Regions from separate parts of the Homo sapiens genome. Here region 2 is linked to region 1. A link is a contact called in ENCODE Hi-C or POLR2A ChIA-PET data. All regions are on one chromosome and are shown on one strand. The core of a region is the stretch at or near the end of the contact, and the rest is flanking DNA. Distances in the headings are between cores, read along the strand shown. Region 1 overlaps RPTOR (regulatory associated protein of MTOR complex 1). Region 2 overlaps RPTOR (regulatory associated protein of MTOR complex 1).

Region 1 (2,678 bases), core at 51-2,550:
GCATTGCCTTTTTACTCTGCTGCCTCGATTCTGCCCACTGTATGCCAGTAGCCCGGATGGGAGGAGAGATGCTTTCCTACCTCCTGTTGGCGCCACGTTAGAGAAAGCCTGTCCGGCTCCACACGCGCTCCTAAGGATGGACCTGCGTCAGACATGAACCCAGCTCTGACCTGTAGGATTTTATGATTATGAACATGATATAATTGAATTTGCATTTCTTTTGTGTGTCTTGAGGCTACTCATTTATTCTACTCCAGCAGTCTCCCCAGCTCACTTCCTTAAGAAGGAAAGAAGTGGCAGGTCCAGTCCACTCCAGCATCTCGTTTGGAGACTGAGCTTTATTAAGCATCTCGGCGCTCCTCTCCAGGGACCGGGCTTCATGTGGCTGCAAACGGCTTCTCTCCTTTCTCCTGACAACTCACTGTGGCAGCTCTGTAGTCTCACGCCTTGACAGAATGGCAATGAGATTTTCTTTACAAATCTAAAAGCTGCCGAATTAAGGAAATCTGAGTGTACTTGTTCACCGTGGTAGTCCCTGTCCCCACCTTTAACTCTTCCCTTTTTCTGCAGGCCTGTTGAATTTCCTGGGTGACTGTTCCATTCATGCCGTTCACATTCTTTTCTTTCTCTGCAGGTTTTGCATGCAGAAATGTGTCAGTCTGGTGCCTGGCGTCACACTGGATTTGATAGAAAAGTAAGTAGGATTTTTAAGCTCTTGTGGCTCTCTGGATCTGATGAGTTTCTTTTCCTTTTTGAAGGCTCTTGCTTCTCAGAAGTACTTTCTATCAACATGGCATGTTCCCTTTCATGTGGCTGTGTTCTTTTGTTCTCTGATTAAGGCTGTGTTTGTGATTGTCACACTGGGGCTTAGTGCAGGAGATAACCAAACATGGGCCATATGAAAAGAAAAATAATAAAAAGCTGAATTCCTTTGAACATTTAAAAAGTCTCCAGACTTTAAGCCAAAGCAAGAACATACCACTTCGCATACAAATCATTTCTGCTGCCACTGAAATGATAGCTAGATCATAGCTAGCTCTTACCTTATTTTCTGAAACTGTCCCTTTAATATTCTGTAACTTTCCATCCCCTCCCCCCCTGTCGCCATCCAGTTTCCATTTTACTATCTCAGGGCAAACTGATTTCAGAACCTGAGCGATGAAGTGACGGGATTTAGTCAGGCCTATGAAGAGTCAATGGCACTTGCCTCCCATAATCCTTCCAGTCCCATTGGCCAACCCGTCTGTCCCTCGCGTGATCTTTTTGGATCTGAAGTGGTGTTTCAGGACCCGGAGCGTGGCCTGCACTGCCTTGTTCTGTTTGTTTGTGCACCGGATTCATCGTGACTCATCCTGAGTCATCCAGGCAGTATGGAAGAACTTTGGAGTTATTTTAAACCCTTTGGCTCAGAACCCCATTTCTTCTAGAATTAACATGCAAGATAATTGTTTTCTACATCTTAATATACAAAGTTATATCTTAATATTAGGGCCTGAATTTACTAAATTAGGCAGGAAAAGCAACCCCACTTCCAAGTTTCTCTTGTAAAAACGTGCTTGCCTTGTGTATCAGGGGAAAAATGCAAGAATATTATGTGTAAACGTTCATGAGGGCACGGTGAGCTCCGTCGTGGTTCACTCCCACCGTGGAAGGTGGCTGTGTGGCCAACAGGAAGGCCGGGGAAGCGACACTGGTCCTGATGTGGAGTGGTCTACCAGATGTGCTAAGTGAGCAGTCCTCAGCATGGGTACCTAACAGAGCTCAGTGCCCAGAGGCTTTCCAAACAGTGCAAGCTGTGACTTAGAAGACTGTTTCCAAAGGCTAAACAGATAGTGGAGGCTCTCAGAAGCATCACGTGGAAAATAACTTTAAAAAAAAAATGGGACTAGATGATCTGTGCTCCCCTCCCCTTCTGGTTGGTTTGGTTCCCTGACGAGACTGCAGTTTTGCGAAGCTGTTCTTGAGATCTGTTTACTGGTATTGCTGTGCGCTTTCTTTGGGGCTTTTATTTCCCCCTCTGTTTTCTGAGTTTTAGAGCTCTCTATTACCTGTAACGTATATATTGCCCCCGCCACCCCTGCGCCCTCCCCACACACACACCGGATGCGTATCCCAAATCTAAAAATCCAAAATCAGGAATGCATCAAACTGTAAAAAAATTTTTAATGAATTAAAAAAAAATAGGGCATCTTGCTGTATTGGCCAGGCTGGTCTTGAACGCCTGGCCTCAAGCGATCCTCCCACCTCCGCTTCTCAAAGCGCCGGGATTACAGGCGTGAGTGATTCTGGCCGTGCCAGGCCAAAATCGGAAACTTTTTGAGCACTGATGTGCTACTCAGAAACAATGCTCTTTGGAGCATTTTGGACTTCATGTTTTCGGATTAGTGATAAATCCAAAAAACTTAACTGGTAAGTATAATGCAGATATTCCAAAATCTGAACAAATTCGAAATCCGAAACGCTTCCGGTTCCAAGCATTTCAGATAAAGGGACACTTAACCTGTGTATATATATTATATATCTAATTTCTTAAATAAACCATATCCATTAATATTTCAGCAGTTATATTTTATCCTTGCTGGGTTGGCTTATTCAGGCAGCTCTTGGGTGAAAACTGTCTTGGTGTTTTCTGTTTGTCGTGCCTCCCTGTGGCTATTTCCATGGTTTCCTCTGGAGGT
Region 2 (2,678 bases), core at 119-2,618, 150 kb after region 1:
AAGAATTTATCCCAAAACTGCCCCAAACTGCTGCTTTCCCGTAAGTCTTCTGGGGAACCTCTAATCTCCCTTTATTCCTGAGCCCCAGGTTTTTCTTTGCAACAGGAAAGGAGTTGTGTTTCATTGGCTTTCAGCTGAAGCCTCTGTGGGAGGCTTCAGAATCGTAATTGGTTTCTGTCTGAGTGGAAGCCAAGAGGTACAGGAGTGTCAAGATCCTCATCATGTAACAGGATCAGCGGCACCCACAGCCTCCAGGAGCTCTGTTTACAGGGAGGCTCAGCCTGCACTGGGCCTGGGCCCTTTTTTACTGAAAAGCCTTTATTCAGCCTGAAGAGAAACAGGTGGAGAGGAGGCGACAGAGCCGATGATGAAGAGCTGCGGTGTCATTTGCTGCCTCCGTGCTGAGCGGCGGTCACATCCTAGTTTCCCAGGGTGGGTGCCCGCATCTTCCACGGCATCTCTGCCTTCCCCTGGCCTCTCCATCCACCGCTCTCCCTCCTGCCTCACGCCGCACCTCCACTTCTGCCCATGCTTGTCCTGTGACCCTCGTGGTCATAGCTGGTTGTCCTGACACAGACACTTGGGGTGGTTCCGGAACCGCGTCCCGTTCAGAAAGTCTCTTCCCAGCCCAGCAAGGGCTGTAAAGGAAGGCTGTGGGCTCTCTCCTAGAGCTCAGATTAGGGAAGTGGCGGCCCCTACCCCTACAGGCAGAAGCCCCTGGGCCGGGAGAGGGCCCTTGCAGTGCCGTGGCAACAGGACAAGTGTGGGGCCCCCTGAAACCCCTCAGCTCCTGTCTCCGGGCGTCCTGTGCCCCTCCCTGTTCTGGCATGGGCCCCCTCTCAACCTTGCAGTCGTCTTTGTTGTCTTTGGAGCTGAGGCTCTGAAGCCGCCCCATTTCTACCCCCCACGTCTGGATTCTTTGCCTGAGCTCAGGCCCAGGACCATAGAGTGCCGGGCCAAGGAGCTGGAATTCCCATCAGTTCCTCTCCCTTCCCACTCGAAAGTTCCTTCTAGACTCTTCCTCTAATTTATTCCCAGAGAAGCCCGAGTCTCATTAAAGTGCAATGTCTCTGTTCCTGCACAGCTTTGAGTCTTTCCACCGCGGGTTTTTTCTTATTACTGTTCTATGTTATTTACCATTTGTCATTTCTTTTCTAATAAGCTCAGGATTGTCGTCAAGTGAAACTGGTTGCTAAGAATCCACAGTCTATCCCATTTGCCGTTGCGGGATTATTTCTAAATCAGAAAATGTGCGGAGGGAGCCATTTGACACCTTTTGTGGTTACTGTTTCCGGGTTTGGATGTCTTTTTTGCTGTGTTGTTGCTGTTTTATCGAGTGTGGTTTTGTGACTTTTAAGAAGAAAAAGAAGGAAGCAGAGCAATCAAATGCTAGGAACTGAGCCACAGCCACCCATGAGCACGGGGTCAGACATGAGGTTTGGGGCTTGCCTGTTTCTGTTTTGTAATCAGAGCTGACACAAAGCATTCGAGGAAGAGACACAAAGAATGCTCTGTAAGCATTTGCACATGATAACCACCTACAACGACCGCCTAAAACTCCACACGGAGAAACCGTTTTCTTTCTCCGCCACATTTACGTGCAAGGACGCAAACACGGCCATGCGCCATAGTCTTTATTCCCATTTCTTCTATCAGAGAAAGCGACTTTTTAATAACTAATGCAGGCTCTCTTTTTCCTTTGTCGAGACAGAGTTGCTTTTAGCCAAAAGGAATTAGGGTTCTTACCTTGTTTATTTCATTTATTTTATATTTTGGGTCTTCACAAGTCTTAGTTTCTTAGCAAGGAACAGAATTAGCCAGATTGACTGGACGGCATGTATGCTTAAGGAAATGCATCTGCGTAACCCAGACAAGTGGCCATCCTCCCGCGGAAAGTCAATTAAATCCTAGTTAGTATTTGCCAAGTGTGGACCTCTCCTAGACGCTGAACGTGCACACCCCAACCCACATGTGCGTGCACACACACAGACACATGCACGCACTCGCACACACGCACACACACGCATGCACGCAAAGGCCCTGAAGTGAATGAAGACCTTTGCTCAGGGAAGAGAGGGCAGCAGCATGTCTAGCGTCTGCATATTTCAAGTGAAAATAAACTTGGTCTTTCTGAAGCTGTCTCATTAGGGAAGGCACTGAAGTTCTCACGAGTTAGTTTAACCCCAGCCAGGCTTGCAGCTCAGCACCCTCCTAGCTCTTCCACCATCAGGAGCCCAGTGGCACCCCCTCTGCTGCCCAGGAAGGTCCCACACTCTCTCGGGGCCCGGCCTGGCCTCTCATGAGGCTGTCTTCCTTCTGTCTCGTAAGCTCCCTCATCTTCCAGCCAGCTGCCTGGTTCCCTTTGGCATTAGAGAGAGAATAAAGGCAGTGTCTCCTCAAGCGCACCTGCCTCCTGATTGTGTTTTCAGTGTTTGAAGCGGCATTCGGTGCCCCCCTGCCCTGCTGCTCAGTGCTGACCTCAGTGCCCCCCATTCCCTGGGGAGGCGTTTCCCAAGGCCCTGGTCCCCATCATACACCTGTCAGCCTCACAGGCCACTCACTCAAGGGTCTCAGAGCCCCCACACTAGTGAACACAGGCGTGGAGAGCGCCTCTCCCAGCTCCGGGGAGGGACCAGCGATGTGTTTTGTAGCAGACACAGGACCCACAACAGCCCGTG

Evidence for each region. Hi-C counts contacts between places; a loop is a spot of excess contacts on that map. ChIA-PET counts read pairs that join two places held with the same protein, here RNA polymerase II (POLR2A). Pooled maps may share reads with other maps.
Region 2: a loop to region 1 is called in a pooled map, with 4 times the contacts of the local background. The contact joins two enhancer-like sites. A Hi-C loop is called at or near these places in 6 of 50 pooled maps. POLR2A ChIA-PET finds 5 or more read pairs at or near these places in 2 of 52 experiments (Panc1 and activated naive CD8-positive, alpha-beta T cell).

Annotation. Positions count from the first base shown.
Region 1 is chr17:80,790,816-80,793,493 of GRCh38, forward strand. RPTOR (regulatory associated protein of MTOR complex 1) reads left to right here. Exons shown (of 34, transcript NM_020761.3): 7 at 635-694. Among named protein-coding and RNA genes, the nearest start is that of CHMP6, 200 kb to the right of the region's middle. Within about 2 kb of position 1,301, at least 22 of the 41 ENCODE cell types and tissues checked have a DNase peak (open chromatin) inside an H3K27ac peak, as active enhancers do.
Region 2 is chr17:80,937,368-80,940,045 of GRCh38, forward strand. All of the region lies in intron 24 of RPTOR (regulatory associated protein of MTOR complex 1), which reads left to right. Among named protein-coding and RNA genes, the nearest start is that of CHMP6, 53 kb to the right of the region's middle. Within about 2 kb of position 1,369, at least 2 of the 41 ENCODE cell types and tissues checked have a DNase peak (open chromatin) inside an H3K27ac peak, as active enhancers do.